2 separate regions of the Homo sapiens genome follow, and region 1 is linked to region 2. Evidence: chromatin loops called from intact Hi-C (ENCODE). Cell type or tissue: heart right ventricle. All regions are shown on one strand. Links, peaks and the distances in the headings refer to the core of each region. The heading gives the core; the rest is flanking DNA.

Region 1 (15,840 bases), core at 4,487-12,486, 71 kb before region 2:
AGAAAGTCTTGGATACTCCGTCTGGAGCAGCCCGTCGGCCTGGAGGGGAGCGGTCGTGCCTCCGGCACCCGGACAGGCAGCAGAGCAGAGCAGGCACAGGACCGGCCGGAGGAGGGACCCCAGCCTCGCCCCCATGCCCTGCTGCACGGTGAGTGCCGCCTCCGGGCACCCCCAGCCCACCGCCTGGGAGCCTCGCGCCATCTGTGGAGGGGGCTTCCTTTCTCCACGGGCCACCACTGCCGGTGGTGTCGGAGGGAGACGCTGTGGAGGAAGCATTCAAGGGTCTGGAATCGTGTGGTGGGGAGGGGGCTGGGAGCAGCTTCTGCCTTCTGCCGGGGAGTGCAGGGCCCCCCAACCCTGCCCCAACCAGTTTTCTGCTGACTTCTTCAAAGTTCCCCGGGGCTGGCACCTCGGCCAGCAGGGCATTAGCTCTGGACGCCTCGCTCGCCCGCGGACCCCCAACACTGTTCAGCCTCGTTGGAGCCCCTCGGGCAGGCAGGGCAGGCAGCGGGCTCCAGGGCAGCATCGCGAGGTGCCCCCAGGTCTGGGATGCTGCATTGCACCCACATCCCGGTGCCTTGCTCCCTCCTCCAGGGCAGCACTGCCCGCCGTGGTGGTGAGGGGACTGCCCAACCTCCCTCCAGGGGCGGGACGCCCACCAGGCAGGATGTGGGACATGAGAGATTAGGACTTGCAAGGGCACTTCTGAAGCATCTGTTCACCACCTGTGCCTTTGACTTTTGACTTCTTTTGCTCACAATTTTTTTTGTAAGAAACAGACTTGAAAGGGGGCATTTCTCAATTTGACTTAATATTGCCTTGGCAGAATGGAGTTTATGCTGAGAGATCGGGGTGGTGAGGGAGGGGTCTCCTACACACCCTGAGCTGGCAGGGGACTTGGCTGGACCCTTGGGAACAGACAGGGGTTCCTGAGAGCAGAGCGTGGGGTCAGCAGAGCCCAGCTTCCCAGGGCCTTTGGAGATAGCTGAGCTGTCTGGGACACACTGCCAGGCCGACACCCCTCAAGGGAAGCCAGCCTCAGGCCTGAGATCATGGGGATGCTGACCCTCGGCCTGAGGTCCAGGGTCCCTGGCGTCGTGGGGGTGGGGCAGTGTCACCTTTTTGTCCTTTGGCCTAAAGGCTCCTAAGAAAGGATAGTCAGCTCCCCATGGCTCTAGACATTTTCCTGAGGGGTGCATGAGGAGCGGCGATGCTGGACCAAGCCCCCCACCTGTCCCTGTAGGTCCTACCAGCAAATCCCCAGGGAAGGGGCAGGTGCAGGTGGGAATCCCAGCTCCCTCCTGCCAGCTCAGCCTCAATTTCCAGAGATGCCATGTCTTCCTGTGTCAAATGGGAATTTGAGCAATCCAGGTAGTCATGACAAACAGGACCCTGGTTGTGATGGTGCCTTCTCGGGGCCTCATGCTCAGGGTGCTGGAAGAGGTCAGAGCTTTGGCCTCACGACGGCCAGAGGCTGGGAGGGACGCCGATGGCAACTGCTGCACGCTGTCCGCCCACATTTGCACAGCATGCCCTACAGGTTGAATCTGCTGGGTTTCCAGCCGCCACTCAGAAGCCACTCTGCTCTCACGTGCCATGTTGCATCTGCTCAGCTGCAAGTCCCAAGAGCCAGTGGGGGGTCCCAACGCCTAATGGAGACCACCGTGCTCCGGCACTTACAGGAGCGTGGTCAGCAGGTGGCCTCCCTAGAGGAGCCCTCACAGGGTCCCAGCAGAGCAGCTGATGCCTCTGCCGGGCAGTCCACTGCCAGGGGTGTGCTTCTCTGACCAACTTGCTTCAAAGCGGAGGACACACTACGGGGGCCCAGGACCTGGGTGTGAGTCCTAGCAGTGCAGGCTCAGGCGGGGCATTGAGCCTCTCTGACCTCGGTCTCTTCTTCTGTGGAGAGGGAGAACCGGCCCTGTCGTAGAACCCTCAGGAGGCTGTGAGGAGAGGAAGAGGTGGTACCTAAGGCTCTGAGCATGGCGCTTTGCAAGTTAGTGACATAAAGTTAACCAGGACCACTAGGCAGCTGTGCGTCGTGGCTGGGACAACCGGTCGGTTCACGTGATGTGGTCCAGGGCTGGGACACGAGACCCAGGACCCAGCTGCCGCCATGAGAAAATGGTTGAACTGAGCGGGTTGGATGAGGTTGTCACCAGGACCCCCGGTTTCTCAGGCTCTGGGAGTCTATGGTGGAGAGCACAGAGCGGCAGCAACCCCCTGCCATCCTCTGCTCCGCCAGGAGGCTCCTCCATGCCTTCACTCTGCAGCTCTCCTCTGGCCAGCGTTCCTCTCTCCCACACCAGCGAGCCCCTGCTGCAGCCCCATGCCTGCCCCGGACTCTCCTTCAGAACTCTCTGGAAGCCTGCAAGGCAGCAGAGGTGTCCTGAGGTTGGAAGGTGGCAGTGGGGGGAGGGGAGAGGAAGAGGAGGCCAGGGGCTGTGCGGGTCTTCACCTCCCCAGCATGGGAGCTGATGGGGTTTTGTTCTGGGTGGAGGTTGATCCTAGAGGCAGGTCCTGCCCCAGAACTAAGACTCCCAGCCCCGCACAGCCAGAGGGGCCTCAGAAGAGCCAAGGACCTCACAGCCTCCATGTGTCCGCCCCAGGTGCCCCAAGGGCCTTCCAAGCAGGCCACTGGCTCATTCCTCCCTTCCCAGCAGGGCTGCGCCCCGTCCATGAGGGCCAGGTAGCAAGGGGCTCAGTCAAATCTCACTCCTCTGACCGCCTCAGCTTAGGAGACCCCCAGAGCCCTTCCCTGCAGGGGGCCCGGGCTGTGCTGAGCCTGGTTCCTGCCTCTGCCAGGTTCCTTGCCTGACGTTGCCTCCTCTGTGACTTGGTGGCTCCAACCCATGAGGAAAGCTCAGCCCTGCCCTACCCTCAAGGAGGCACAACTCTGCCTGGAGAGTCGGGGGGCTTCCTGGAGGAGTTGGTGGAGAGTCAGGGGGCCTTCCTGGAGGAGGTGGTGGAGAGTCAGGGGGCTTCCTGGAGGAGGTGGTGAAGAGTCAGGGGGGCTTCCTGGAGGAGGTGGTGAAGAGTCGGGCGGGGGGGGGGCTTCCTGGAGGAGGTGGCGGAGAGTCAGGGGGCTTCCTGCAGGAGGTAAGGCTCACCCAGACTCTCCAGGGAGTTGGAACTGCCCAGGGACTCAGAGTATCAGGAAGCTATTCCAGGCCAAGGGGCTCCACGTTCAAAGCATGGTGGTGTGGATGCTCCTTCCCCTCTTCATTCTGCTCTGAGGGAGCTCTGCTGGGCACCAAGGAGGGTGTGTGCCTGGGATGATCGGGACTAGGCCAGAGGGGCCAGCATTGGCCAGATCACAGAGAGCATCAGACTCCAGGCTCGTGAGCTTAGAGTCGGTCCTAAGAACAGCAGAGACGGGAGGGTTCCAAGCCAGGGGACAATGTGGACAATGTAGGTTCTAGAAGGTCCTCAGGCTGCATCCTGGGGGCTCCCAAGGTGTGGGGAAGGCGGGAGGTGAGGAGCAGAGGGGGCCGAGCAGGACTCCCATGATCCTGCTCAGGGACCTTGGTCATGCCAGGCAGCCCTGTTCCACTCAGCACCCCTGCTGCTTTCTTTCCCCTTGTTCTCTGACCCGTCACCCTCTCTAGCCCCCAGGGCAGAGAAATCTGTTCCTGGGCTTTCAGCCCTGGGCTATCCTTGCTGTATTCCCCACCTGGAGAGCAAACAGCCCTGAAATCCAGTGCCCGTCACTGCCCGCTCCATTCTGGAGACAACCGAGGAATTGGGGATGGAGCGCAAACAGGCTGCAATGGAGCAGCTGAGCCCAGCTGAGCCCAGCTCAGCCGCCTCCTTGCGCAGGGCCCAGCCTCTCTGCCTCTCCACGGAGCTGTGGGGAGGCCCCAGGCAGCAAGGCAGGGCCAGAGCCTTGGGGCGGCAAGGAAGCAGGACCCCGGCCTGGACCCCACACTGCAGTCTGTGGTACTGTGATTCTGCCGCCGGTGCCCTCTGCCATCCACTCGAAGGCTCTCTGGCCCCTTGGGCCCCAACCTGCACCCTGTGTCCTGCACCCTGTGTCCTGCACCCTGTATCCTGCACCCTGTATCCTGCACCCTGTGTCCTGCACCCTGTATCCTGCACCCTGTATCCTGCACCCTGTGTCCTGCACCCTGTATCCTGCACCCTGTGTCCTGCACCCTGTATCCTGCACCCTGTGTCCTGCACCCTGTATCCTGCACCCTGTATCCTGCACCCTGTGTCCTGCACCCTGTATCCTGCACCCTGTGTCCTGCACCCTGTGTCCTCTGAGCAGCAGGTTTTCCGGGGTCCCAGGTACCAGTGCTTCTTGAGACCTGTCAAACCATTGCGGACTCCCAGTGACCTGAGCGGGCCAGATGCCCCGGAACAACTGCAGCTTAGGACCCTTGGCAAACCCTCAGGGCTGAAGCCCTGTTCCCAAGGCAGACCCACGCTGGCTCTCAGAGAACTGAGGTGCGGGGACTGCTCAGGGGGAGATGGAGGCTGGGGCGATCAGGAGTCTGAGCTGGAGCCCTGGGGCGCTGTGCTGAGCCCTGCCGCCTGCCATCAGTCCTGGACGCAGCCCTCAAATGATAACTACGTCTATGGGGGACATAAGAGCCAAGCTAGACTCCGCTAATTGACTGAACAGAGCCTTGCAGCGAGGCACAGCAGGGTGAAGGTTGTGCTCACAGGATCTGAGTTCAAATCCCAGTCCCGGTACTTCCCAGCCGCGTGTCCCTGGGCAAGCGCCTGTGGTCTTTCTCTGCCTCAGCTTTCCCATCTGTGAAGTGGGAAATGATACTAATAATCTCCCCTCACTGTCTCCCTGAGAATTAAATGAGCTGCCTTGTGTGTGGTGCCTGGCACATAATCTGACGCTTTGTGTGGGTGGCTGCTGTTGCTAGAGAATTAATTTTGATGTTGCATTTTCTACTCATTACTGGGAGCCACGGCTTCACGTCTCCGCTATTTTGGTAGTTACCAAAATTCGTGTAGGCCCAAGGTACTGGAGGCCAGGTAGTAAAAAGTCCCTGTGCTCCGGGGCCGTGGCCCACAGCAACATGCTCCATAAATGCAGGGATCAGGGGCATCTGTTGAGGGCGTGTCTGCTCCAGGCTCTGCCCCCAGGAGCAGCCACCCCCAGGGGGTGGGATCCACTGGGCTCTGCAGTGGTCAGTCCGGGGCCTGAGCCTCAAACCCCAGCAGCTAGGAGTCAGAGGACCCAGCCACGATGGCAGGACACCCTGGAGGCTGGCAGAGGCGGCACCCAGACCTCCCCCAAGAAGCTTCCCAGCCCATACAGAAAGGGGACACCAGTTCTGCTCACCTCCCCATCTCCCCAGAGGACCCCTGGGCTGGGCCCACATCCTCCCAGGGGATGCTGTCTGCTGGTCCCAGGAGGCTGAACCACTGGGCACAGTTCTTCAGCATCTCCTTTGCCTGGGGTTCCCACCTGGCAGGAGAGGAGGAGGTGAGGAAAGGCATAGCAATGGGGCTGAGCGGATGCCGGGCCCTCCAGCACTTCTCCTGTGGCCAAGGAAGGGGAGGGCGAGCTGCAGGGGATGCAAGACAGCCTAGTGGCCCTGAGGGAGAAGGCAGAAGGCAGGCAGGCCTCCCTGGGTACCCCCTGCCAGCTTCCCCAAGGCATCCCCAGATGCTGCCCTGCCTCAGTGGGTCTCTCCTGCAAGGGACGTGCAGAGCTGGGATTGCCTTTAGTTGAAGCCACTGGCTGCTGAGGTCAAGTCCAGACTCTTCTCCTGCTTGGAACCCCATGCTGATGGGCAGAGGTGGGTCTGGGAGCTGGCAGGAGCCAGAGGAAGGTGGTGACTATGGGGGGACTTTGAGGGTTGCAACTGGGCTAGTGCCGGCCAGGGAGGAGCAGGGCTTATGGGGGGAGGATTTAGAAGAGACCTGAGCAGCCCCAAACCACACATCCAGCCTGGGCTCCTGCCCAAGGGGCCCCCACAGGCCCCACGGGGATCCCTGAGCTGGGACAACCCAATGGAATACTCAAACTCATGCCTCTTCCCTCAGCCCTGGGGGGTCCTCCCCCAAGACACTGCAGCACCTCCAGCCAGACGCTGGCTGCCTCGTGGCCACCTGACACACACTCCGTGGGTTGGACAAGACTGCACCCACCTTGCCCACTTGCCTCCTGCTTACACCCCCAGGGTGAGGCTGGGGCGGGGAAAGGACACCCAGACTCTGCCAGCCCCTCGTGCCTGCACGGCACCAGCCCAGGGTGACCCTGGGACTTGGGACACAACCTGGGCCCTCCTGGGCCTTCATTTCCAGCTGGCAAACATTTCGTCTTGGCTGGCGGCTGCATCAGGAGCCTGCATTTCAGGACGACTGTCCTTGGCTGGCCTATAGTTCATCCTTGTCACATGAGTGCCCATCTCCCCAGACCCCTGCTCACTCCAGGATCCCACAGCCCCCCAGCTCATGTCCTGACACTTCCCCTACCGCTCCTTGGGCCTCCCAAGCTCCAGCATCTTCTCAGCTCCATCTCCAGGCCTGTGGGGGCCCTGCCCTGCCATCCAGGGACTGGCTGGGCTGGAACCTCCCTGTGCCACTCCAGGTGGTGAGCAAAGCTGCCACTGCTGTCGGGAACCAGCAGGGAGGGGCAGCTGAGCGCGGTCTCCAGGCCGGCTTAACCTTGCCCCTGAGCTGCCTGAGCTCAGCCCGAGCTGCCTGTGGCAGCCCCAGCAGGTGGGACAGTCTCTGCTTTACTCACCACTGGGCAGGGTTCCCAGGGCACACAGTGCCTGGTCCCAGGCAGCCTCGTAGTCACACCTGGGCACTGAGCGACCACGGGGCTGCTGCCCACTAGCCCACCTGGAGAGCAGATGGGGCTCCCAGGACCCCACGCAGGCAGAGGAAAGCCATCCTACTGGCCAGGCCCACACAGGTCAGCCTGTCCTGGGCCTGAGCTCTGACAGTCCCCCACACCCAGGGACAGTGGGAGCCACGGCTCTGCAGGGCTTGGAGCCCTCCCCCTGCCCGGGCCCAGGGACCCGCCCCGTCACTGGCACACTGCAGCCTGCAGTCATCACAGGCCTCATCTGAGCCGTCCTTGTCAGGGCTGTGAGGGAGAAGCAAGGTCGTGCAGGCCTCCTGGCACAGACGGGCCCGTCCAGCTGCTCATATGCCAGCTCACCCACCTGGCTGCTGTGCCTTCACTGCGGGGGTGGTAGGGAGGGCTTGGGCCCCTCCAGAGAGGAGGAGAGGGGGTCCCCACACAGAGCCGCAGAGCCAGAGCCAGATCCCTTGGCCCGGCCCCCTTCTCTCCTGCATGTGCGATCCCCTCCCACTTTCTCTTGTGCAGACTTCGTTTGGCCCAGTCACAGGCCCTGTGGGCAAAAGCCAGAGTTACGTCAGTGACCCACACCCACCTGCTCTCTCTCCCTGTCCTGGCTCACACATCCTGAGACCCTCATCACAGCCTTGGTGCTTCCACCTTCAATCAGTCCATATAGCCCGGCCGTGCACTAGTGACCCGGGGTGGTCCTGACCAAGTCCATCGCCTGGATGATCCAGGCAACAGGAGTTTACTGTCTCACAGCTCCAGAAGTCTGAGGTCAAGGTGTGGGCAAGGCCAGTTCCTACCGAGACTGTGAGGCAGAATTGGTTCCTAGCCTTGGGGACAGCTCATGGGGCCCTAGCCAGAGGCCACAGGCAGGGGAGCTGCCACCAGAAGGAGGCCTTCGAGCCCCAGGCTGCCTCTGACTGCCCAGGGTTGGCCCCAGGGCCACCTAGGTGGGGCCCCAAGCCCATCCCACTTGCTAGGGAGGAACTAAGGTCTGCAGCAAAGACCTGCAACCTGCCTCCTCTGCTCCCCGCTCAATCAGAGTCCCGGGGCAGGTCCAGGGCCCAAGGCAGAAGTGTCCTGGGCCGACTGCTTCCTGCAGGTGAGCTGAGCCGCAGGGGCTACACGAGGTGGCTCGTCTGCCACACCCAGCCCTGCACGGTGACAGGGAGACTTTAGGCAGCTTACAATAGTCCCGGAAGGCTGGGGCCGTGGGAGAAGTCTCCTAGCCAGCCAGGCTTAGGCCTCGGTGGTGCCAGGGAGCCTGCCGGCCTTCCAGCCTGCTCTTGTCTCAGTCGAGGTGCGATGAGTTTTTCCCACTTCCCCATTTTTCCCAGAGCAGCTTCCTCTCTTCCCGGCAGGGGTCAGTGTGGGAGGGTTTGGCCAAGGCCATTGCTGGGAAGAGCAGGTGGGAGAAGCTGCACGTGAGCTGCACAAGACTGCAGCCAGAAGCCCACCCTGTCCATAATGAGTGACCCCGTGGGCCTGGACCCTTCCCAGCACTGGTACTCACTGGTCCCCACCACTGGGATTAGTGGAGCATTAATGGAGTGCCAGCTGCATGCTGGATATGGGGCCCTGATGTTTGTGGGCGCTCTCACATTCAGTCCTACAAAACCTTGCTGAGAAGGTGCTATGAAGATCTCCATTTTACAGATGGGAAGGCTGAGGCCCAGGAAGTTTAAATGGCCTGCTGCGCTGTCTGCTAGGCTGAGGTTTTGGAGAGACCCCCGATGGGGTGTCCCTATCCTTCTCCTTCCCAGCCCTCAGCAGCTGTTCTTCAGGGGAGGAGACGATCACCACGTGCTCCTTTTGGGTCAAGGGGATGAAGGTTTTGTTTCTCAGTAAGAATGTAAAAGCCTCTCAAAGACTCAAGATAAGCGAGTGGCAATCACTCACACCCCAGCGTGAATTAGGGAACGCTGCCTGAGTAGTTCACAGCAGACGACCAGGCAGAGCAGTGGGCATCTTCCTGGATTTCGAGGGGGTCTCTATGTAGGGGGTGCACCCTGCAAGATAGCCTAAGAGGCAGCAGGAGCAGAGCCGGCCCCAAAGGAGAAGGAACATCCACTCTCCCCCACCCACATCCTGGGACCAGGGGTGCGCGGCAGGCCTGCAGAGACAGTTTCCCGGTTCCTAAGACACCCTCTGTCCTCAGCATCCCCCACACCCCTGTCTCAGAAGGGGCCTGGTCCTGGGGCCAACATGGAAGGAGGGAAGGGGGGTAGGGAGGGCAGGGGAGGTGATGCAGGAAGGCCACATCCCTCCCCAGAGGCCCTGGACCCGGGGCTGGGGTGGAGCTGCCCCAGTGGGAGGGTCCCCTTCCTGCTGCACCTCCCTTTGATCAGGAAGGTGGAGGCCTAAATTCAGCAGGGGATGAGGGTTCCAGGAAGGATCTCATCCATCAAGGACCTCTACAGTTCTACTCTGGCCAGAAAACGCCGGAAAATGCCAGAAAGAGCTGGAAAGAGCAAAGAGACCAAGTGGGAAAAGGTGGAGGAGGCCACAGGCCTGGAGATGCCCTCCCTTCTGGTTGGCCCGGCCAAGCCCCTCTGCCCATGCAGTGTTGGGGGACGTGTCCCTGGAGAAGAGAGAAGTGGGGGCTGTGTTCCCAGACCACCATTGGTCCCTCAGTCCAGGCCTCCTATCTCACCCCAAACACACCCTCCAGCCACTTCCTCCTCTCTGGGATGTGAGTCGCATCTAGGTTCCCGGGTAGAGCTCCAGGCTGAAAATCATTAAAGCAAGGGGAAGGGAGACTCCCTGAGATTCCAGGGCAGCGACTTCCTGGGGTGGCAGACACAGGCGGGTCCCCTTACGCTGCCTCTGCCCTCAAATCCCCCCTCATGCCTGGAGCTGAAGTCCCAGTGGGTACACACTCGCAGCATTTTGTGCCAGGTGACTTATTCACACCGTAGAGAGGTTTCTGTGCATGCGTCGGGGGCTGGGGAGCCGGTGTGCCCACATCCCCTGGACTTTCTGCTTCTGAGAAAGGACGGTGGCCGATTCCAGCCGCCTGTGGCCCTGGAGGGGCTGAGCCGCCCCCCACTCCTGCTCCTTATATCGCACAGCCCTTCAGAAGTTGGAGGGATCTTCCCTTGACCCCTGTCCCCTCTGAGTGTCGGGGGCTCAGTTCCCTGGGGCCTGCTGAGCCCTGACTCAGAAAATGAGCTGAGTCGTCCATGGCCTCCCTGTCCAGTTCGGGGGTTTCTGGCAACCCCAAGGGAACCCATTCCTTCCAGGTTTCACCCTGACTACGCTTCCACACCACTGGGGAGCTGGTAGAACCCCTGAGGCCTGGACCCTGCAAGTGCCACCACCAATAAAGTAGGAATCCCAGACCTGGGAGGGAGACCCTCTCTGGGTGCCTCCTGGGAGCCTGCGGCTGGCGTTGTGCAGGGAAGGGGGCTGCTAGGCTGCTAGATTCAAGGGGCTCTATGGAGAGGAGGTGGTGCTCACAGAAGCGCCAGAGCCTGAATGACCGGGCTTGGAGGGAGGAGGGGGCAGCAGTGGCCCCAGGAGAGGCTGTCTGGGGAGCAGTGGGGTCACCCCACCGAGGCCCACCCTGCCCTCCTCTCTGCCAGGGCAGACCTGCCCACACCCACTCGCTTCAGCTCTGGCTGCTGAGCCACAGGCCTTAGCCGGGTTCCTGTGGGAGGGAAGAGACCAGGGGGAGGCAGGGGCTGGGAGGAGAAGGGAGGTGCTCTCGGGAAAGGACTCTGCCACCTGAAACTCACAAGTCTCCACCCGCATGCTCCCTACATGTATGGATGATCACCGGAGCCAGCCCCACCTGCAGTGAATGCGTTCCTGTTTACACATTGCACGTGGGTGCTCCACCAAGCAAAAGCACCCCAGCTGGGAGAAAAGGAGGATAACAAGTCCCAAGAACAAGGACATCGGGGTCCCTTCTGACCATGTCACCCCCCCAAGTCCTCTGGTCTCAGCTGGGCATGGAGTCCTGCTAAGCAACCCCACCTTCTTCAGACCCTGGCAGACAAACCCAGACTGGGGTCTATCTCCCAGGGCTTATGGCCACAGTCACCCCCACTTCCCACCCCGAGGCTTCAGGGAGGTGAGCTGAACTAGGAGGAGATCTGGGAGGGCTTCCAGGAGGAGGTGAGGACAGATCCCAGAGCTGAAGGAGGAGTAGGCTTACAAGCAGTAGAGAAGGAGCAGATGGGTTTCTGTGGAGGCCGCCAGAAACACACCTGGCTGGCGGTGGTGCCTGTCCACTGTTTTATGCTTTCTCCCTGAATATCCTTGGCTTTCGAGCCATCACGTCCTCATGTGTAGCTCCCACATCCACATCCCTCTGCTTCATTGTAGAAACCACCGATTCCCAAGTAGCTGCCCCCATTTATGAGGCCCGTTCCCCTCCTCTGTTAGAGCCACTCCTGCTGAGGACCCTTCCGGAACCTTCCATTCTCAGCTGGGCTGCCCTCTGGAGCTACATGTATTAGGCCCTTCTTGCATTGCTATAAAGAAATGCCTGAGACTGGGTAATTTATAAAAAGAAGAGATTGAATTGGCTGACGGTTCTGCAGGCTATACATGAAGCATGCTGCCAGCATCTGCTCGGCTTCTGGGGAGGCCTCAGGAAACTTACAATCGTGGCGGAAGGCAAAGGGGCAGCCAGCGCTGTATGTGGCCGGAGAAGAAGAAAGGTGGCGGGGGGGCAGTGCTGCACACTTTTTAACAACGGGGTCAGGGGAGAACTCACTATCCCAAGAACAGCACCGAAGTGGGGAATCCACCCCCGTGATCCAATCACCTTCCACCAGGCTTCACCTCCAGCATTGGGGATTACAATTCTACATGAGATTTGGGTGGGGACACAGATGCAGACCACATCACTACGGTTTTTTGGTTGAATAAGCTAAGACTCAAGTGAACCTTTGTTGAAAATGCTAATTCCCTGGTCCCCTCCAGACACTGGGGAGTCTCCACTGGGACCCTGGCGTCTGCCTTCACTGGCTCTGTGCTGTGGGCCCTTGGATCCTTGTCACCGGAACCCCCGTTAGAGCATATCTGGCACCAGATCACACCCTCTGCCATCTCACAAGTATGTCCTGAGGGCTACTGACCAAAGGCACCACCCCGCCACTAAGTACGTTTTTTTTTCGAGACGGCGTCTCCTCTGTCACCCAGGCTGGAGTGCAGTGGTGCTATCTCAGCTCACTGCACCCTCTGCCTCCCAGGTTCAAGCAACTATCCTGCCTCAGCCTCCCGAGTAGCTGGGACTACAGGCGCACGCCACCAAGCCTGGCTAAAATTTTTTGTATTTTTAGTAGAGACGGGGTTTTCACCGTGTTAGCCACGATGGTCTCGATCTCCTGACTTTGTGATCCGCCCACCTCAGCCTCCCAAAGTGCTGGGATTACAGGCGTGAGCCACCGCGCCCGGCCTGAGTACAAATATTTTATATTTTAATAGAGCCCAGGCCTCTTCACGCTTTCCCTAGGGCAGGAATTGGCCTTGGCCATCCTGTGAAAATTCACCAAAGCAACACTACTGTGAATATGGAGCTGAAAACAGGGGAGGAGACCCCAAACCTGCGAGTTCATCCAGCCCCGCCCTCTCTCTATCTTTTCACCACTACAGTCACAGTTGGTGACCACTGATGTGGCGGGGGAGCTAATCTTCTGTGGGATTTGCCTGTGATTTTATAAAATCATCATCTACTCAGAAAGTTGCATTTTGCTACAAATTTCCCCCTACTTAATGCTACCATCTACTTCTAGGTCAGCTGCATCTTACAAACATCCCAATCTGACGGCTTTAAAGTCTATGAATCCATTTTCAGCCAAGTTTATTTTCACTCATAAAAAAATCTTCAAAGGAGAAACTTCGTGCTGCGGACTGAATGTGGCCCCAAAGCTCATGTGTTGGAAGCATAATCCCCAGTGCGACAGTGCTGGGAGTCGGGGCCTCTTGAGAGGTGTTTAGCTCCTGGGCTCTGCCCCATGAATAGGTTAATGCCACTGCAAAGGGTTTGTCCCCCTTCTGCCCTCCCCTCCCTTCCACCCCGTGAGGACACAGCACTCCTGCACCTCAGAAGTCACAGCAGCAAGGCACCATTTTGGAAGCAAAGATGGGGGCCCTCACCAGACAGCAAACCTGCTGGAGCCTTCATCTTGGACATCCCAGCCTCCAGAACTGCAAGAAAATACATTTCTGTCTATAAATTACCCAGTCTCAGATATTCTGTTAGAGCAGCACAAAATGGACTAAAACACTCCCCCTATACACCTTCCTAATCGAATCTTAGAGTTGGAAGGATGCAGAAGTCACCCCCTGGCTTCCCACCCAACTGTGGTCTCCCTGAGTGGATGTGGCCCAGAGATGCCTTGGTTCACCCACACAGACTCCAAGAGCCGACGGTGGAATCTTTCCCACTGAGCCTGGTTGTAATCTCTGAATCCTCAAGAGAACACTCCAGGCCCAGTTCTGCTCCACGGAGCCCTCAAAACGGGGCAGCAAGCTCTCCATTTCCTTCATATTCCCCCACAAGACCCGATGAAGTGGTCTGTCATCAGCCAGCCTGCCCTATTCTAGGTTCACCCCTATTTATTTGTGTCTTTGCACCCATTGCTGATCCACAAGCTCAGGTGTGATTTGATCAGGTTACAACACATTGGGATTATCACCTCCTATGATATGCACGCTATATCTCTGTTAATGTGACCAAAGAGTGAAATTTTATATATGTGTGTACACACACACACACGTGCACATGTGCGCACACATCTGCACCCCACGCCCCAATCACCAATTAATGAGACTCACCTTTGGACGTTATTTGTATTTACAGTTGAGGAGCTCACAGCCACCAGTGCTTTGGACATTATCTGTATTTACAGTTTAGCAGCCTACAGCCACCAGCACTCAGGCTTCTCACCTGTCTCCTTCATGAGGCTCACATTCACACAGGGTTGGCAGTCCTTGTGTCCAGGGAGGGCACCCCACAGACAAGCCTGGAATTGAGCCCCTCATCTGCCATTTGGGGCCGTAGACCTCAGGCACGTCACTGCACCTCTCCAAGCTGCACATACTTGCCTGTAAGGGAGCAATGGCGTGGGCTGTGCTGAAGACCACATGACAGCCCCAGCAGGGTTATTCTTCCCGCCTCCCAGGCCGTATCACTCACGTGCACTCGACCACTCGTCAGCTCTCAGTGGCAGTGGGGTCCTGGGGACCAGCCAGCAGCTGGAAGGCATCTGTCTCCTCCTCCGCTGGTGGAAAGAGAGGCTCCTGAGAAAGAAAAGCGCTGGACTGCTTGTGTGCTGGGTCTCAGGACTGAGTTGGTGGGGATTTCTAAGCTGTGCAGCCACTCCCCGACCTCCACTGCCCCCACCCCCCACCCGCCTCCCTGGCCAGAGTTTGTTAGCATTTAAATGGAGTTTCAAAGCCCTCCCCACCCTCACCAAGACAAATGGCCCTGCCTGGCCAGCACTTGTCCAATGACAACACCGCAAGTCACTTACCCCCTGCCGAGAAAAAGTAGCAATAAGACTAGAGATAACAAAGGAGGCTGGCACGGTGGCTCCTACCTGTCATCCCAGCACTTTGGGAGGCCGAGGCGGTGGTGTGTGGGGAGCAGATCACTTGAGCCCAGGAGTTGAGGCCCTCCTGGGCAACATGGCGAAACCCCATCTCTACAAGAAAAAAAAATACAAAAAATTCCCTGGATGTGGTGACAGATGCCTGTAAATCATTTCAGCTACCTGGAAGGCTGAGGTGGGAGGATTGCCTAAGCCCAGGAGGTTAAGGCTGCAGTGAGCCGTGATCATGCCACTGGACTCCAGCCTGGGTGACAGAGTGAGACCCTGACTGAAATAAATAAAAACACACAAAGAAGGCCGCAGCCCTTCGAGGGACACTGCGGCAGCCTTCTCTACCTGTCAGGTCCAGCAGCTGGGAGGCATGTGATTGGCTAACCAGACTCAGGGTCCCCTGCAGCTCCCTGAAGGACCTTGCCAAGGACCACCCCTGCCAAACCTCTCCTCCTAGGGCTGACTGAGAGCCAAGCGCAGAGGCAAATTGCTTTGGGTGACCACACTCGGCCCAAATGCCACCTCCTCAGATGCCTTTCCACGTTCCTTCTCAGCAACGCACAAACCAGCCAGCACCCTGCCGGCCCCCACCCACGCATTCATACTGTCACTCTGTTATGAGCTTTTGTGAGAGATTTTTTTTTTTTTGAGATGGAGTCTCGCTCTGTGGCCCAGGCAGGAGTGCAGTGGCTCGATGTCGGCTCACTGCAACCTTCGCCTCCCGGGTTCAAGCGATTCTCCTGCCTCAGCCTCCCGAGTAGCTGGGATTACAGGCGAGTACACGCCTGGCTAATTTTTGTATTTTTAGTAGAGACGGGGTTTCACCATGTTGGCCAGGCTGATTTCCAACTCCTGACCTCAAGTGATCCACCCACCTCGGCCTCCCAAGGTGCTGGGATTACAGGCGTGAGCCACCGTGCCCAGCCCTGTGAGAGGGGCCCAAGCTGGGTCTCCTCCCATGTACCTGGAATGACGAGCACAAGCACTAATGCATGGATGGATACATGAGCGTCAAGATGTGGCAACAACAGTTAAATGCATTCCTGCACCCTGGAGACGCCCATGGGGGACTCCGTGAGCTGCAATGAGGTGCTGTGTTTTGAGCGCAGCCATCCTGACAGGAAGAGGTGGCCTCTCAGTGGGGCTTTGATTTGCTTTGATTTGCATTTTCCTAATGATTAGCAATGTCCGGCACCTTTTCGTGTCGGTTGTCCATTTGTTTATCATCTTTGGAGAAATCTCTATTCTGGTCCTTTGCCCGCTTTCAAATCTGTTTGGTTTCTGTTGGGTGGTGGCTGAATTGTAGGAGTTCTTGACATCTTCTCACACTGACCCCTTCTCAGATATGTGATCTGCAGACATTTTCTCCATTCCGCGGGTTGTCTTTTCACTCTCGATAGTGACTTTTGATACACAAAAGTTTTTAATTCTGATGATGTCCAGTTTGTCTGTTTTTTCTTTTGTTGCCTGTGCGTTGGTGTCATATCCAAGAAATCA
Region 2 (15,840 bases), core at 3,315-11,314:
GATGAATGGGTGGATGGATGGATGGATGGATGAATGAATGGGTGGGTGGATGGATGGATGGATGGATGAATGGGTGGATGGATGGATAGATGGGAGGATGGTAGATGGATGGATGGATGGACGAATGGGTGGATGGATGAATGGGTAGATGGATGGATGGATGGATTGATGGATAGATGGGATGACAGTAGATGGATGGATGGATGGATGGATGAATGGGTGGGTGGGTGGATGGATGGATGGATGGATGCCTGGAAGGGAGATGTATGTATGTATAGATGGAGGGATACAAGGGAGCGGGAGACTGGTGTATAGATGAGACTGGTGTATAGATGAGTGGATGGTGGCACTCACAGACTAAGAAGTCCCACTGGCTGTCATTGGTGCTGGGAGAAGGTATGTGGGGTATCTGAGCAGAAAGGTACCAAGATCCCCTATGGCCTTTCTACCTTGGCCCAGGTGGAACTGGAGCAGACAGCCAGACAGGGCAGCTGAGGCTAGGTTTTGAGCCCCTCTCCCTGCCCCAGGAGGTTCCAAGTGAGGGAGACCTACCTGGGAATCGCTGTCACCACACTGCCTGGGACATTCCGGGGCTCTCTGTGGGTCCTGAGAGCAGGATCGCTGCTCACTTACCTTGGCTGCCTGGTGCCCAGCCCAGCCTGGGTGCTCAGAAAATCTCAGCTGTCTGAGTAAGCCCGGCCTCCGCTCAGCTGCTGGTTCCCATCCTGAGCTGCACCTGGGCAAGTAGGACGTGTTTGTTGTGATTGACAAGTAGGGGCAGGACTTCCCATCTGCCTGCTTCCCTGCGGCAGGTTGGCTGAGCCAAGCTGAGACACTGAGTGGGCAGACACTCAGCGGCTGGGTTTTAGGATCGGTTCCACCTGGCTTAAGGACGGCATTGCTGATTGTTAGCTCTGTGACCTGGGCCAAAACGCCAGCCTCTCTGAAGCCAGCTGCCCTGTGTGTAAGATGGCCAAGGTCATGAGCCGAGCCAGGGGCCAGGTGAGGGAGGGGCTGGCCCAGCCTGGCTGCATCCTTGGAGCCCCTCCCCACTCTGACTTCAGGACTGGGGGCACAGAGGGGGCTCTGGGGTGGTGGACAGAAGCCCCCAGGACCACAGACACCCTGGGCCCCCAGCCCACTCCTGAAGCCACAGCAGGAAAGTCTCTGTGTGTCTGAGGCCCCCCCCAGCAAAGCCCAGGACCATGGGAGAAATCGAGGCCTTTGTCCCGGGCTTGGCAGGATGCCACTGGCCTGCCCTGAGGCAGCAGGAAGCAGCCCCAGAAAATTGGGAAAGGAGGAAAATTGACCAGTAGTTTTTAAGGAGCTCGCCCTTGGGAAGTGGACACAAGATGAGAAGCTGGAGGGGATGCTCTGCCAACCCTTGTCAGGTCACGATTACAGGTCGAGGCCTTCCACTCCCTGAGCCATGATTTTCTCATCTGTAAAATGGGCTGAGACCTCAGTGGATCTGGCGCCGTCAACTTCAAGTGCCTGCAAAGGCGTGACTGCAATCAGTTACCCTCTGCTTGGCCCAGCACTACTAGGTGTAGGGCTGGTGGGGAGCAGGACAGAGGGGACCGCCTGTTGTCCTCTCTCCTTCCAGGGGAGGAAACAAGAAACTCGCTTCTGAACCCACAGGGGAAAGGCAGGTCTGCCAGTGGGCGGGGCTGGGAGAGCGAGGCAGGTGGGTGTCAGGGCCTGGCTGTGGGGCCTCCCTCTTTTGTGAAGCAGCAAGGAAGCTCCCACTGGGAATGCAACGTCTTGGGCTGGGCGTGGACGCAGGTGTGCCTGGCTGTGAGCGCCCAGAGCTCCCTCTCTTGCTGGGGTGCATGTGGGTGCAACTGAAACTGTTGGGGCACCCAAGCTTCAGGCGGGCTTAACCAGAGGCGAGGCGCTCCTGGGACCCTTAGATGGATGGCAGGCCAGGCTCCCGGACTGCCCAACACCGTGCCAGCCACTCCCTGGTGCTCAGCGGCCACCTGGTCTCACCCCCGTGCATCTTCTCCATGGAAGCTCTAGACCCCTCCCCACCACAAAGTGCTGTCACGTGGGAGGGAAATGCGGGAGGGAAAACCTGTGTCTACACGTGGGTCTGCCTGGCTGCAGCCAGGGTCTCACAGAACCTGGGGTGGGGGTTCTGAGAAGGACATCTTCCGAGGGTGGTGATGAGCCTCTCTGACCAGGGCTCCGTCCAGCCCTACTGCCCGGCGTGGAAAGGGCTGGCACCAGCCAAAGCCATTCGCCTGAGCTGGGCTGTCCTGGCTGACCACCCACCACCAGGCTCCCAGGGCCCAGGCCCTCCTCACCCTGCCTCAGAAGTCCCCTGAGAGGGGGACTTCTTAGCCAGGGGCACCCCCACCATGTGGCTCTGAAGCCCCTTCCGGGGCGGTGACCTCCTGCTGCCCCTCCTTCCTTCCTTCCAGAAGCCCCCGAGCGCCCACAGCATGAAGGAGGAGGCCTTCCTCCGGCGCCGCTTCTCCCTGTGTCCACCTTCCTCCACCCCTCAGAAAGTCGACCCCCGGAAGCTCACCCGGAACTTGCTCCTCAGCGGAGACAATGAGCTCTACCCACTCAGCCCAGGTAAGTGCCGGCCGTGGGCAGGGCAACCTGGCCCTCAGCTTGGGCCCGGTGGGGTGACCCCGGGCGGCCCAACCCCTCTGTGCCCCTTGAGGTCCACAGCTTCCATGCTGGGGACTGTGTGGGTTTCATGATCAAACGGTTTGTAGCTTGGTAGAGTGCCAGGTAATACGGCTTCTTGGCTTGACCTGCGGGGCCAGGTGAAGCCCATCTGGTTGAGGAGGGGGTTCCCACAGCCCAGGCTTTGGGAGTTATGGAGTGCAGTCATCCCAAAGTCAGCCCAGGCTTTGGGAGTTATGGAGTGCAGGCTCCAGGGACAGGTGGCCTGAGCCCCAGTCCTGGCAGGGTAACCCCAGGCCAGCTACTTGACCTCTCTAGGCCTCAGTTGACTGATCTATAAAATGGGACAATATTAGTACCTACTCCCAGCTATACATGGGTCCTGGGCTCTGAGAGGGGACAGCTGGAACCAGGCCTGCCTTCGTGCAATTGTAGATAAAGCACCCAGCACACAGACTCAGAACCTCTGCCCGCCAATGCTGCCACTCTCCAGGCCCCTCCCTGGCACCTAACTATGCACAACCCCTGCCCCAGCCAAGGCTGAGCTGTGACTGCTGTCCCCCAGAAAACCCAGCCCTTCCTCCCCTGTTCCCCTGAGAGTAGGAGGTAGGGGCAGGCACCTGCCTGGGGGACCTCTCCCCAGCTCTGCCCCCTCTCCTCCCACTGCCTGCTTTGGGGCTGAGGAAGTGGGAGCCCCAGCCCTGCCTGGCCATGGTCATCTCATCTGCCCTGGGGGGAGTGGGAGAGCATTGGGCGGATCCACCACCCAGGCTCGAGGGGCGTGTGGTCGCAGCCAAAGTCCCATCCAATAGATGGAAAAACGGAGTCCCAGCGTAGAGGTGGCCTTGCTGAAGGTGCTATGGCAGGCAGGGGCACTCGACACCCGGCAAGGTAAATCCTACACCTTTTATTCTCTGCTGTCACGTTCACCCTGGCCGGAGGCTTAGAAGCACTTGCAGAGTCAGGGGTGGGGAGGGGAAGGGCTGGGTCCCAGCTGCTGGTCAGTTTCAGAGGGACTCGGACCAACTAGCAACTGGCCCAGGCGGTGCAGAAGACGTGCTGGGAAGGGCCTTTTCCGAGGAATGGAGGCGGTAGGTCCCAGGCCAAGGGAGTGGGGTGGGTGTGGACAGGCTGTGAGGAGAAGGACCAGTGCTGACTTCCCCCTGCCCAGGGCACCTGCACCCTATCCCTTTGAGTGGTCCAAGGGCCCCAGCCTTTGAGTCCTCCCGGCCAGGAGGCAGCATCCACATGGAAAGTAGTTTGCTGGCGGCCACAGGCCAAGCCCCTAGAACTATATGAGAAAGTGCCAGAGGGAAGAGCGCTCCTGCTAGCCTCCCCCCAGCACTCCGGGTCAGGGGCGTAGCACTCTGCAGATGGGGAAGCAGAGGCTCCCAGGTGGGGGAGCAGCCACTGCCGGCCAGGGTCAGCGATGTTCTGTGACTGTGAGTGGCCACGGTCCAGGACCTTTGGACAGAACCACTTCCTCAGGCCACCGTCCTGGCTTTTCCGTTCTTCGTCCCCATCCAGTCCCTGCCCAGGGCTGTCAGGGAAGGACGGCTATAGACCCCAGGCCTTCCAGCTGGTCTGTGGCGTCTGTCCACGCACCCAGCCTGTTGCTGGCCTGTCGCCTGTGGCCTTGGCAGGATGGGGTTCACTCCAGCCCCCAGCCCCTCCGAGTCTCAGTGTCAGGGACCGGGGCAGTCAACCCTCGCCCACCAGCCACAGGAAGCAGCGGGAGCGGCCCTGCTGGGCAGACCTCAGGCTTCCCCTGCAGCCATCCCCTCCTTCCTCCTGTCCAGAAATCGTACCTTGGGAAACTGGCACCAAAGCAAACAGAGCCGGGGGAGGGGAGGCCATTTCCCAAAGGAGCAAACGCAGACACCTCAGGTCTCCCTCCTTTGCCTCTCCCTCCTTACCCAGCCTGCCAGGGTGGGATGGCAGACAGGGCTGACCACCTCCCAGCAAGAGCCCAGCACGCAGGGGCCGGCAGCATCCAGCCAGGGGGATGCACAGTCCAGGGGCCCCAAACCTGCCATGTGTCTTTGAGACTGGATGTCACATTCTTTTTCTGAAAACTGGGGACTCTGGCCTTCACAGACCCCCAATTGCACACTACAGCAGGCCCAGGATGCCGGTTCCTACCAGCTCCTGTCCCAGCTTCCTCCCTGTAGGTCCTGGAGGCCCTGCCAGTTCTCCTGGCACACTCCTCCCACAGTGACGCTTGCTGGCGTTTATTACACCTCTCAGGCAGTGTCCTGTTCCTGCCACCACCTCCGGCTGACTTCCTGCCCCTCCCAGGTCATCCGCACCCACGCTTCGCCTGCCTCACACCAGGCAGCGGCCTGAGAAGCCTGGCCACGCCACCATGCCTGGGTCCTCACTCCCACTGCTCTCTTGCAGGGAAGGACATGGAGCCCAACGGCCCGTCGCTGCCCAGGGATGAAGGGCCCCCGACCCCAAGCTCTGCCACGAAGGTGCCACCGGTAAGAGCCTGGGTATAGGAGGATCCATGAGCCAGAGCCTGGCTCTGGGGACAGCAGGAAACGGCTGGGGAAAAGGACAGCAGGGCGTCCAGCTGAGCCTGCCATTCCAGCCTGTTCGGGGGAAACAGCTCCCAATCCTAGACTGTGCTGCTCCGGGAGGGCTGCTGGTGGATATTTGGGCTGTTTTCACCATATAGCTGTCATGAAAAATGCTTCCGTGAACATGTGTGCACGTGTATTTGACTATCAGTTTTCAGTTCTCTCAGGTATAAACCTAGAGTAATTGGAATTGCTAGGTCACATGGTAATTCCAGGATAATATAGAACTCTCAAAATTGTCTGTTTAACTTTTGGAGGAACTGCCAAACTCCTTTCCCAGCGGCTGCACCATCTTACATGGCCACCCACAGTGCACAAGGGCTCCAGTTCCTCACATCCTCACCAACGCTTGCTATTTTCTGATTTGTTGTTTTCTTTTTTCCTTTTTCTTTGAAATGGAGTCTCCCTCTGTCACCCAGGCTGGAGTGCAGTGGCACAATCTCAGCTCACTGCAAGCTCCGCCTCCCAAGTTCACGCCATTCTCCTGCCTCAGCCTCCCGAGGAGCTGGGACTACAGGTGCCCGCCACCACGGCCGGCCAATTTTTTGTATTTTTTTTTTTTTTTTTTTGAGACGGAGTCTCGCTCTGTCACCCAGGCTGGAGTGCAGTGGCGCGATCTCGGCTCACTGCAAGCTCCGCCTCCCGGGTTCACACCATGCCCCTGCCTCAGCCTCCCGAGTAGCTGGGACTACAGGCGCCCGCCACCACGCCCGGCCAATTTTTTTGTATTTTTAGTAGAGACGGGTTTCACCGTGTTAGCCAGGATGGCCTTGATCTCCTGACCTCATGATCCACCCGCCTCGGCCTCCCAAAGTGCTGGGATTACAGGCGTGATTTGTTCTTTTTTGTGTTATTTTTATAGCTATCCTAGCGGGTATGAAGTAGCATCTCACTGCGGCTTCAGTTTGCATCTCTAATGACGGATAACATTGAACATCTTCGTGCACCCATTAGCCATTTGTATGTCCTGTTTGGAGAAATGTCTATTCCAGTTATTTGTCCATTTTTGGAATGGGTTGTTTGCCTTTTTGTTGCTGAGCTGCAAGAGTTCTTTATGCATTTTGGATACTAGGTCCTTATCCGATACATGATTTGCGACTACTTCCTCCCATTCCGTAGGTGGTTCTAAATTATATTTTTAAGGAATTTTCATAGGTTGCAAAGTTCTGGTCAGCCTGAAGTTCACAGTTCTGAGCAGCACTTCTCATCTCTCAGGTGCCTCCTTATGGCACTGTCACTGATGCACAGTAGCACTGAGGAGTGAGCAGAGGACCTGGCATGCCTGGACGGGGTACCCACCTGGCCTGCAGGAGGGAGGAGTGGGCAGGCACTCTCTGCAGTGCTGGGGCTGCAGGGGCTGCAGTGACCAGACCCAAGGGTCCTGCCCAGTTGGGGAGCAGGGGTTGCAAGTGCTCCATCCCATGCCATGCGGTCTTGCCTCTCTCTTCCCCTGTTGCCTCAAATACACACAGCCCCATTCAGCTGCATCTAGTGGGAAGCTGGGCAGAGGGGAATTGGCAGCAGGTTCATGCGTCCATCCATCCATCCATCCATCCATCCATTCATCCATTCATTCATTCGAGATGCTTGCTAAGCCCCCAGCTGCCGGTGTGAATGGGCAGTAGGGTAGAACCCTCCCCTGGTGGAAGCCACAGACAATCATCAGTTCACCACAGAAACGGCTGCGTGGTTGTATTGCAAAAGTCCTGGGCGGGCCAAGGGTGGTGTGTGTCACCAGGACCTGTGCCAGCAGGGATATGAGCTGTCCTGCTTCTGGGGAAGCAGCTCAGGGAGCCTGAGAAAGAAAGGAGCAGGGGCTACCCAGCCACAGGGAAAAGCATTCCAGGCTGGGAACACCATGTGCCAAGGTAACTAAGGGCATCATGAACAAGATCCTGGCTCAGGGGACTCCCAGGAGGGCAACTTAGGACACCTTCTCTGCCAGCCTGGGTCCCTGGAGGCCTGTCAACTGGCCAGGGTCCAGCATATGCCTCGTCACTCAGATCTGCCTCCTCCTTATCACTCATCGTCAGCCCAAAGACTGCTTCCAAGTCAGAGCCCCCCAGGCACCCCATCTTGTGCCGTTTTCTTCTTGTGATCCTGAATGCTCTTACTTGGCTAAGAAAGTGCCACAATGGAGCAACACTGCCTGGGTTCAGTCCCAGCTCAGCTCCTTATTAGCTGTGTGACCTTGGGCAGGTTTCTGAACCTCTCTGTGCGTAGGCTCTTCCTCTGTACAATGCTGAGAATAACAACGATGACCTGAGCTGTGGGATCTAACGTGCTTACATCCATGCACAGAACGCAGAACCGCAGCGCTCACCTGACCCCTGGCTCCTCCCGCCTCTGCGTGCTGGTGGCTGGTCTGCCTCTCCCTGAAAGAGCAGGACACTGGCATCTTTACTTTCTAACCTCAGTGCCTAAGGCCAAGCCTGGTGCCCAGTGCTGCCAGGACCGCCAGTCCGTGGAACGGTTCCATGCCCTGCCCCTTGCTAGCTCTCCACCTCTCTGTGCCTTGATTTCCCAGGCACAGAAATAAAATAGGGACAATAACCGGCCCCACCTTATGCATGGCTGGAGAATGAGGGGGATGAATACAGGCAGCACCCGAACAGGACCTGGTGCCCCAGCAGACAAGGCTTTAGCTCTGTACTTAGCACCATCATGATTGGGGTGGGGGCAGTCCCCAGCGCCCAGGGCTTCTAGCCAGGAGAAGGCCTGAGGGAGGCTTTCCTCGCCCTAGAGGCTCCGCTGGAAAGTGCTGAGCACCCGCAGACGCCCAGCCAGAGCAGGGCAGGGCGGGCACGCTTTCTCTGGAAAAGGCCAGACGGCATTTAGGCCCCGCCGCGGCGCAGGCTCCGTTCCAGGTACTCAGCACAGCCATCCAAGCACGAGAACAGCCACAGACAACGCCTGCCGGATCGCCTGGCCATGTGCCAAGAAAACCTTATTTATGGACTCCTCATTTGAATTTCATATAATTTTCACATCTCACAAATTATTCTTGTGATTTTTTTTCAACTGATTAAAACTGTGGAAGCTGTTCTTAGCTTGCAGACCACGCGGAAGGAGGCAGCAGGCAGGATTCGGGTCGTAGCTTGCTGTCCCCAGCCTGCAGGCTTTAGACCTGGTTCTGTGTCCCAACTCGCCCCCTACCCTGCCTCAGGTTCCCCATCTGTAGAAGAACCGTGGCCCCCTTCTGCCTCCAAGATATTGGGACTGCCGCCCTGGGCCCGTGCAGTCAGCCACATGCTGGGGTCAGGTTCGGACCTGGACAGTGACCTCTGCCCACGGCTCCCAGGGGATGGGGTGGGCACCCCCACTGCACACCCCCCACCAGTACATTGGCCCTGCCCAGAGCTGGGCACATGCAATGGCCAAGGAGCAGCCATGCTGGGTACCGTAGGGGGAAGACAAGGCAGGGAAGCTGTTCTTTTGGGTGGATGCAGGGCTGGTCCCCAGAGACCCAGCGTGAGTGCTTGTTGCCACCATCTCATGGCCGCCGCCGAGCTCCTCTTCTGCGAACTCCACCCTCTGGCACCCTGACTGCTTTCCTCAGCGGCCTCCCAGGTGTCCCCTCAAAGACGGCTGTCCCTCAGGGCTCAGTCAGACCCGTAGGAAGTCAGCCCTGAACCCTGATGTCCCCACATTTCCCTCCTTCCTGACCACCCTGCCCCATCCCAGCATGTGCCCCGGGGAGGATGGGTCCCCTCCTGTCACTGGCGTGTGCCCATGGAGGGTCTCTCGTCAGCCACCCTTGTTCTTCCATCCCCCCATGGCAGCCCCGGAAGTGCTGGTGGGGGGGATGGAGGGTGCCAGGCGGGAAACGAGTGGAGCGCCCTTCTCTGACTTCTGCCCTCATATCCTTGGCATCAGGCCAACCTGGGCTCCTAGCCCTGGGCCGGCCCCTGTGCCCTGTCCCGCATACCCACCTCTCTCTTTCAGGCAGAGTACAGGCTGTGCAACGGGTCAGACAAGGAATGTGTGTCCCCCACCGCCAGGGTCACCAAGAAGGAGACTCTCAAGGTGAGCCCGGGCCCGGGGAGGGTGCAGCAGTGTCACTGTCAGACCGACGGCCACCTGAGCCAGGGAGGTCACCCTCCCCACCTGTCAAAAGGAGGGGACAAACCGCACCTGGTCGCCTCCACACCCCCTACTTCCTCCTACTTCCTCTCCTGCCCCTGCCCCTGGACCCATCCCTGGGCTGGACGGTGGGAGGAGCTGGGGCAGCTCGGTGCCTTCTCCCATGACCCACCGCGGGTGCCCCGGGCCCAGGCGCAGAAGGAGAACTACCGGCAGGAGAAGAAGCGCGCCACACGGCAGCTGCTCAGCGCTCTGACAGACCCCAGCGTGGTCATCATGGCTGACAGCCTGAAGGTAGGTGATGCCCGGCCTCCGGCCACCCAGGACACGGGTCAGCGTGCTGCTGCCATAACAAAGGACCATAAACCAGGTGGCCTGAAACGATGGAAATTCACTTCCCTGCATCTAGCCGTTATCACTGCAGCCTCTGCTCCTTCCTCATGAGGCCTTTCCTTATCCACCTGTCTCTCCCCCTTTTTATAAGGACACCAGTGGTAGGAATTAGGGCCACCTTACTCCAGTGTAGCCCCATCTTCACCTGATTATGTCTGCAAAGACCCCATTTCCGAATAAGGTGGGGCCTGGCCAGTGGGCGGAGGGCGCTGGGGAGGGAGACATTGCTCTGGCTTCTGGGAGAGGACCCCACATCAGGGCCGGGTGTCCTGTGTTCAGACCTCACGGAGACCGTGGCCATTCACTCGCCTCTGAGCCTCCATTTCCCCTTGTGTACAGTGGAGGTAAAACTGCCCAACTCCGAGGCTGCTGGGCAACGCATACCAGATAAGTGTGCCCAGCCCTGGTGTCTGCAGAGCCCAGGCCCATGTAGGCTCCTTCTACCCGCATACCAAAATGATGAATCAAAAGTTAGGTGCAAAAGTGAGTATTTAGAATGAGAAAAGAAGACAACTACTTTCAGAATTTACAGAGCTGCCAGGCCGGGTGCAGTGGCTCACACCTGTAATCCCAACACTTTGGGAGGCTAAGGCGGGTGGATCACCTGAGGTCAGGAGTTTGAGACCAGCCTGTCCAAAATGGCAAAACCCCGTCTCTACTAAAAATACAGAAATTAGCCAGGCATGGTGGCGGGCGCCTGTAATCCCAGCTACTCGGGCGGCTGAGGCAGGAGAATCGCTTGAACCTGGGAGGCAGAGTTTGCAGCGAGCCAAGATAGCACCACTGCACCTCCAGCCTGGGCAACAGAGACTCTGTCTCAAAAAAAAAAAAAAAAAGAATCTACAAAGCTGCCAGTTACAAGTCACACCACTCATTGCTGGTTCCTCCCTGAGGCCCTTGACCTTGAACTTGACCCACGTGACCCTCACAAGTAAATCTGTCCCTGCTGCCACGTATTTCTTTGCATTCACCATAACATATGGGCTCCTTTTAAAAACTGAACAAGGACCCTGCCCTGAGTTCCACTCTGAGTCCTGGGGCACCGCTTGCCGTGGCTTGGCCCCTGCTCGGGTACACGATAGACACAGGACATCACCCCAGGGAGTGAGGGTGAGGAAGGGGTGAGTTCCGAACTGGTGTGGGGGAGTGAGGGAGGGGAAGGGCCCCTCGGCAGCCCACCCTGGTCTGTGCCTGGCTCCCCGCCAAGCCATCAAGATGCCCCAGGGATGGCGGCCCCAGAGGGTGGGCATCGACGCCAGCATCCTCCCTGCAGATCCGCGGCACCCTGAAGAGCTGGACCAAGCTGTGGTGCGTGCTGAAGCCGGGGGTGCTGCTCATCTACAAGACGCCCAAGGTGGGCCAGTGGGTGGGCACGGTGCTGCTGCACTGCTGCGAGCTCATCGAGCGGCCCTCCAAGAAGGACGGCTTCTGCTTCAAGCTCTTCCACCCGCTGGATCAGTCCGTCTGGGCCGTGAAGGTGCTGCGGAGGGGTGGGGTTGAAGACAGAGGCCCCGTAGGGCCAAGGGGCTCATTCCTAGGGCCCTGGTGGAGGGTGGAGCCAACCAGCTGAATGGCCCCCTTGGGGCCTTGAGCAGGTGTCTCACCTTCTCTGAGCCCCACATGCGGCCAGGGGATCAGATATGGCCACTGGTGCTCCATGTGAAGCACACAGTAGGCTGCAAGGAGGTGGCATCAAGGTCACCCCAGCCCCTCACCCAGCTGCTGTCCAGGAGGGACAACAGTGGCTGCTCCCCAGGGGTGGCCGAGGAACAGCGCCCAGCCCTCACCCCTCCTAACCCGGGGCTGCCCTGCCAGCTCTAACGGGTGGGAAACCAGAGAAACCCTGAACACCTGGTTACATTTGGATTTCAGAGAAACATCAGAGTTCTTTCATGCTAGTATGACCCCAGTCATGTATGGGAAATACTTACACCAAAAAGCTACTCATGGTTTCTCTGGGATTCGAACATCATTGGGCATCCTGGATGTGCCTTTGCTGATTCTGGACAGCCCAAGTCAGGAGGCTCAGAGCTGGAAAGCTGAGGGCAGAGCTGCCAGCTAAGAAAGGGGACAGAGCTCCCCCACCTACCCGCCTCTCTGCAGCCAAGTGTCTACCTGGCCAGGTGCCTGGCCCCACCTGGTGGCCCTGTGGCCCTGGGGGTGTCCAGGTGGTCCCAGGTGTGGATCCGCATGGTTCTGCCTGACCTATCTGTGCAGCTGGCCCTGGGTGTTGCCTCGGGTGACACCCAGATCTCTCTCTCTCCAGGGCCCCAAAGGTGAGAGCGTGGGCTCCATCACACAGCCCCTGCCCAGCAGCTACCTGATCTTCAGGGCCGCCTCCGAGTCAGATGGTGAGTCCCTGCCAGCTTGCGCATCTCCCCAGTGCCCCCACCTGAAGTGGGCCCCCTTTTGAGGTTGTAGCCCAGGTACAGGTGGCCCCAGTTCAGTCCCTTCTACTGTCTGGGGGCAGCCTGAAGTCTGGCCAGGATGAGCCCGGCTCGGAGTCAGGCCTACACTCACAGAGCCCCCATGCCTAGCCTCAGTTTTCCCATGAGTAAAATGTGACATTAAAATACCACCTGTCAAAGGCCAGGCGTGGTGGCTCACACCTGTAATCCCAGCACTTTGGCAAGCCAAGGCGGGTAGATTACTTGAGGTCAGGAGTTCAGGACCAGCCTGGCCAACATGGTGAAACCCCGACTCTACTAAAAAATACAAAAATTAGCCAGGCGTGGTGGCAGGCGCCTGTAATCCCAGCTACTCGGGAGACTGAGACAGGAGGATTGCTTGAACCCGGGAGATGGAAGTTGCAGCAATCCAAGATGGTGCCATTGCACTCCAGCCTGGGTGACAAGAGCAAAAGTCCGTCTTAAAGAAAAAAAAAAAACCACCTGTCACCCCAATGTTATGAGAACCCAGTGACCTTATAAAAGCACCCATATAACAATTACTGAGCTCCAACCACATGCCAGTGTGAACCCCAAACATCTGAGACAGGTCTCAGTTAATTTAGAAAGTTTATTTTGCCAGGCCGGGTGCAGTGGCTCACACCTGTAATCCCAGCACTTTGGGAGGCTGAGGCAGGTGGATCACCTGAGGTCAGGAGTTTGACCAGCCTGATCAACATGGCGAAACCCTGTCTCTACTAAAAATACAAAATTAGCTGGGCATGGTGGTGGGTGCCCGTGATCCCAACTACTCAGGAGGCTGAGGCAAGAGAATCCCTTGAACCCAGGAGGCAGAGTTTGCAGTGAGCCAAGATCACACCACTGCACTCCAGCCTGGGTGACAGAGGGAGACTCCATCTCAAAAAAAAAAAAAAAAAAATAGTTTATTTTGCCAAGGTTGAGGCCGTGCCTGTGACACAGCCTCAGGAGGTTCTGATGACTTGTGCCCAAGGTGGTCCGAGCACAGTTTGGTTTTATACATTTTAGGGAGATATGAGACATCAGTCAACACATGCAAGATGAACATTGGTTCGGTCTGGAAAGGCGGGACAATCAAAGCCGGGAGGGGGCTTCCAGGTCATAGGTAGATTAGAGACAAATGGTTGCATTCCTTTGAGTTTCTGATGAGCCTCTCCAAAGGAGACAATCAGATCTGCATTTATCTCAGTGAGCAGAGGGGTGACTTGGAATAGAATGGGGGGGCAGGTTGGCCCCTAGCAGTGCCCAGCTTGACTTTTCCCTTTAGCTTCGTGATTTTGGGAGCCCAAGATATTTTCCTTTCACATTTCCCCCCTTTTTAAAAATCTTTTGGAGAAAGCATTTTAGAAGAAAACGAGTCTCTGGTCTCAGGTTCCACCTGATCTCTCATGGCTAGGATGGTTTATTCCTACACAGGTAGGTCCCAAGTTATTAGGAAAGCTCATTTTCAGAAGGCTGTGAAGTCTCATGTCCTATGAAGAGAAAATAGTAGGAGGAAGGCAGAAAAACAACAACAAACAAAAGAACAATCCTGGGAAATTGGTATAGGCCACATTACTCTGAAGTCCATACATCAGTAGGCAGGCAAGAAAGTGGCTTATGTATGTAAGTAGGTTGCTGTTATTTTCTTCTGAAGTTTAAGTTGTCTAGTTTCAGTTTGCAGGGCTTTAAGAAAGCACAGCTTAGTCTTCAGCGACTCCAAATTAGGAAAAATGGGAAAAAAATGAAGGAAAAAAATTGAAAACATTATTTTGAAGACCTATAGCCAACAAAAATTAGGATTTCATCCAAAGTGCAGAAAATAACAAAAATTGAAAAACATTAGGGAAGAGTAGAATCTAACAACAGCTGTACTATAGTTTTTGAAACATAATTTTTTCTCTCCAGTTTCCCATTTTAACTAAGGACAAATTATGGTAGGACTGGTTTGCTTTATTATACTTGGACTAATTATTTATATACAGTGCAGCAAGAGTAATTAGTTTTTACATAGGCTTTTAAATTGTCTTTGATGGAACTTTGTTCCATAGAAAGAATCTCAGATAAGACTTTTTTAAAGCTGAGCCCAGTCATGGACTTGTACCATTAAACACCTATAAGTTGGGCGAATTATTATCTTCTTGAGGTTCCAAGATAAATTTGGAGCTCCTGGGCCTGTCAGAAAGTGACATTCTTTACTTACCACAGGTCAGGAACCCTGTACAGGGACTGTGTAGATGAGGTATGAGGCCAGTTTTTCCAAGGGGCTTTCATTGGTTCCATAAGTCAAGTTTGAGTCCTTAAAGGAAAGCACATCATTCCAGGCAAAGCCTTGGTAAAATAACCAATTTCTCCGATTGTGTCCTGTTACAAATGAAAACAGATTCTTACTGCACTTATGCAAATAACTGTATTGTCATAAGTTACGAATACTCACAGATAGTTTTCAAATTCTGTAAAAATTAGGTAGAGAGAAACAAATATGCTCCAAATTTTGTTCACAGGAGTATACTCAATTGTTAAAAGCTGTAAATAGCTTAAAGTTTTCTTGACTCTGAAAAACAAAAGAAAGGATCCACAATGTTTTAAGCAAAAAGTCAAAAAGATTACTTCACACTTCTTTTTTTTTTTTTTTTTTGTGATGGAGTCTCACTCTGTTGCCCAGACTGGAGTGCAGTGGCGCCATCTCGGCTCACTGCAACCTCCACCTCCTGGGTTCAAGCAATTCTCCTGCCTCAGCCTCCCAAGTAGCTGGGATTATAGGCATCCGCCACCACACCCAGCTAATTTTTGTACTTTTAGTAGAGATGGGGTTTCACCATGTTGGCCAGGCTGGTCTCGAACTCCTGACCTCAAGTGATCCGCCCACCATGGCCTCCCAAAGTGCTGGGATTACAGGCGTGAGCCACCACACCTGGCAATTACTTCACACTTCTATTAGTTTAGTCCATGCAGTTAATTCCTGTTCTGCTTCAAATTTATGAACATTTCAGCTCTCCATGAACCCTGAAAGTTTTTCCTCTATTCTGATGTCACAGTCTCTAAAGTTATCAGAAACCAGCATTCAAGAGCACCTGTTAGAGTTTTACAGCTGATTATAAAACCACCTTCTAAAGAGGACCAAAACAAGACAATGATTGCTTGTGGATGATAAAAAGTTTTAGGGCAGCCATACTCAAAGACACAATTGACAAGGAAATTGTTACCTCTGTGGCACAAAATAATTTAACATAACAATTATAATCATTACTGATAATGTATATTAGGTCATATCAGAATTATAGGAGTTTCCTATAATTTTGGAACACATACCAGTAACATATTTGTACAAATATAGCCCAAAGAAGACCAAATACCATTTTATATTTGACACTGCTTCCTGTATAATTTTTTATACCAAATAAGCCAAATATGTCATTTTTGGACTTTAGGGAACCTATTAATAATATCTTCAAGGATTAGGTTAGAAAAAGACATAATTTATAATTTGATTTTGGAAAGTTTGTCAAATTTTAAAGGTTTAAAACACTTGATATTACAAAGTAGGATTACAAGTCATTGTAAAATAATTCACTCATTTGAACAAAGTGATACCTCAAGGATTTAAAAAAAAAAAAAAGGCAAAAGCCTTCATTCTTTGAGACAGGAGACTTAGTTTTCCAAACAATAAGCCCTAATAACATCATGAAGCCAATTAAATTGTTTTCCAAAATTCCAATCTATAAAATTTTCATCTT

The links. Peaks named below come from ENCODE experiments on the same cell type or tissue, not always from the same donor. Only the 100,000 strongest peaks of a DNase experiment are listed, where the experiment ranks them.
Region 1: it touches region 2 in a loop (2.0-fold over the local background); 7 of 110 quality-filtered maps call a loop at or near these places.

What each region holds. Positions count from the first base shown.
Region 1 is chr11:3,187,716-3,203,555 of GRCh38, reverse strand. No RefSeq gene overlaps it. Among named protein-coding and RNA genes, the nearest start is that of MRGPRG-AS1, 23 kb to the left of the region's middle. RefSeq lists enhancers at 932-1,587, 6,362-6,531. In heart right ventricle, for the core only: a CTCF peak has its summit at 8,140 (motif pointing right); no DNase peak of the experiment used is centred there; H3K27me3 peaks cover 1,042 bases.
Region 2 is chr11:3,115,756-3,131,595 of GRCh38, reverse strand. OSBPL5 (oxysterol binding protein like 5) reads left to right here. Exons shown (of 22, transcript NM_020896.4): 2 at 2,427-2,583; 3 at 5,041-5,123; 4 at 9,168-9,248; 5 at 9,498-9,599; 6 at 10,972-11,175; 7 at 11,965-12,049. The coding sequence starts at 2,448. Among named protein-coding and RNA genes, the nearest start is that of OSBPL5, 42 kb to the left of the region's middle. RefSeq lists a silencer at 6,863-7,157 and an enhancer at 11,633-11,802. In heart right ventricle, for the core only: no CTCF peak of the experiment used is centred there; DNase peaks (open chromatin) are centred at 4,877, 6,955, 8,135 and 9,185; H3K27ac peaks cover 3,957 bases.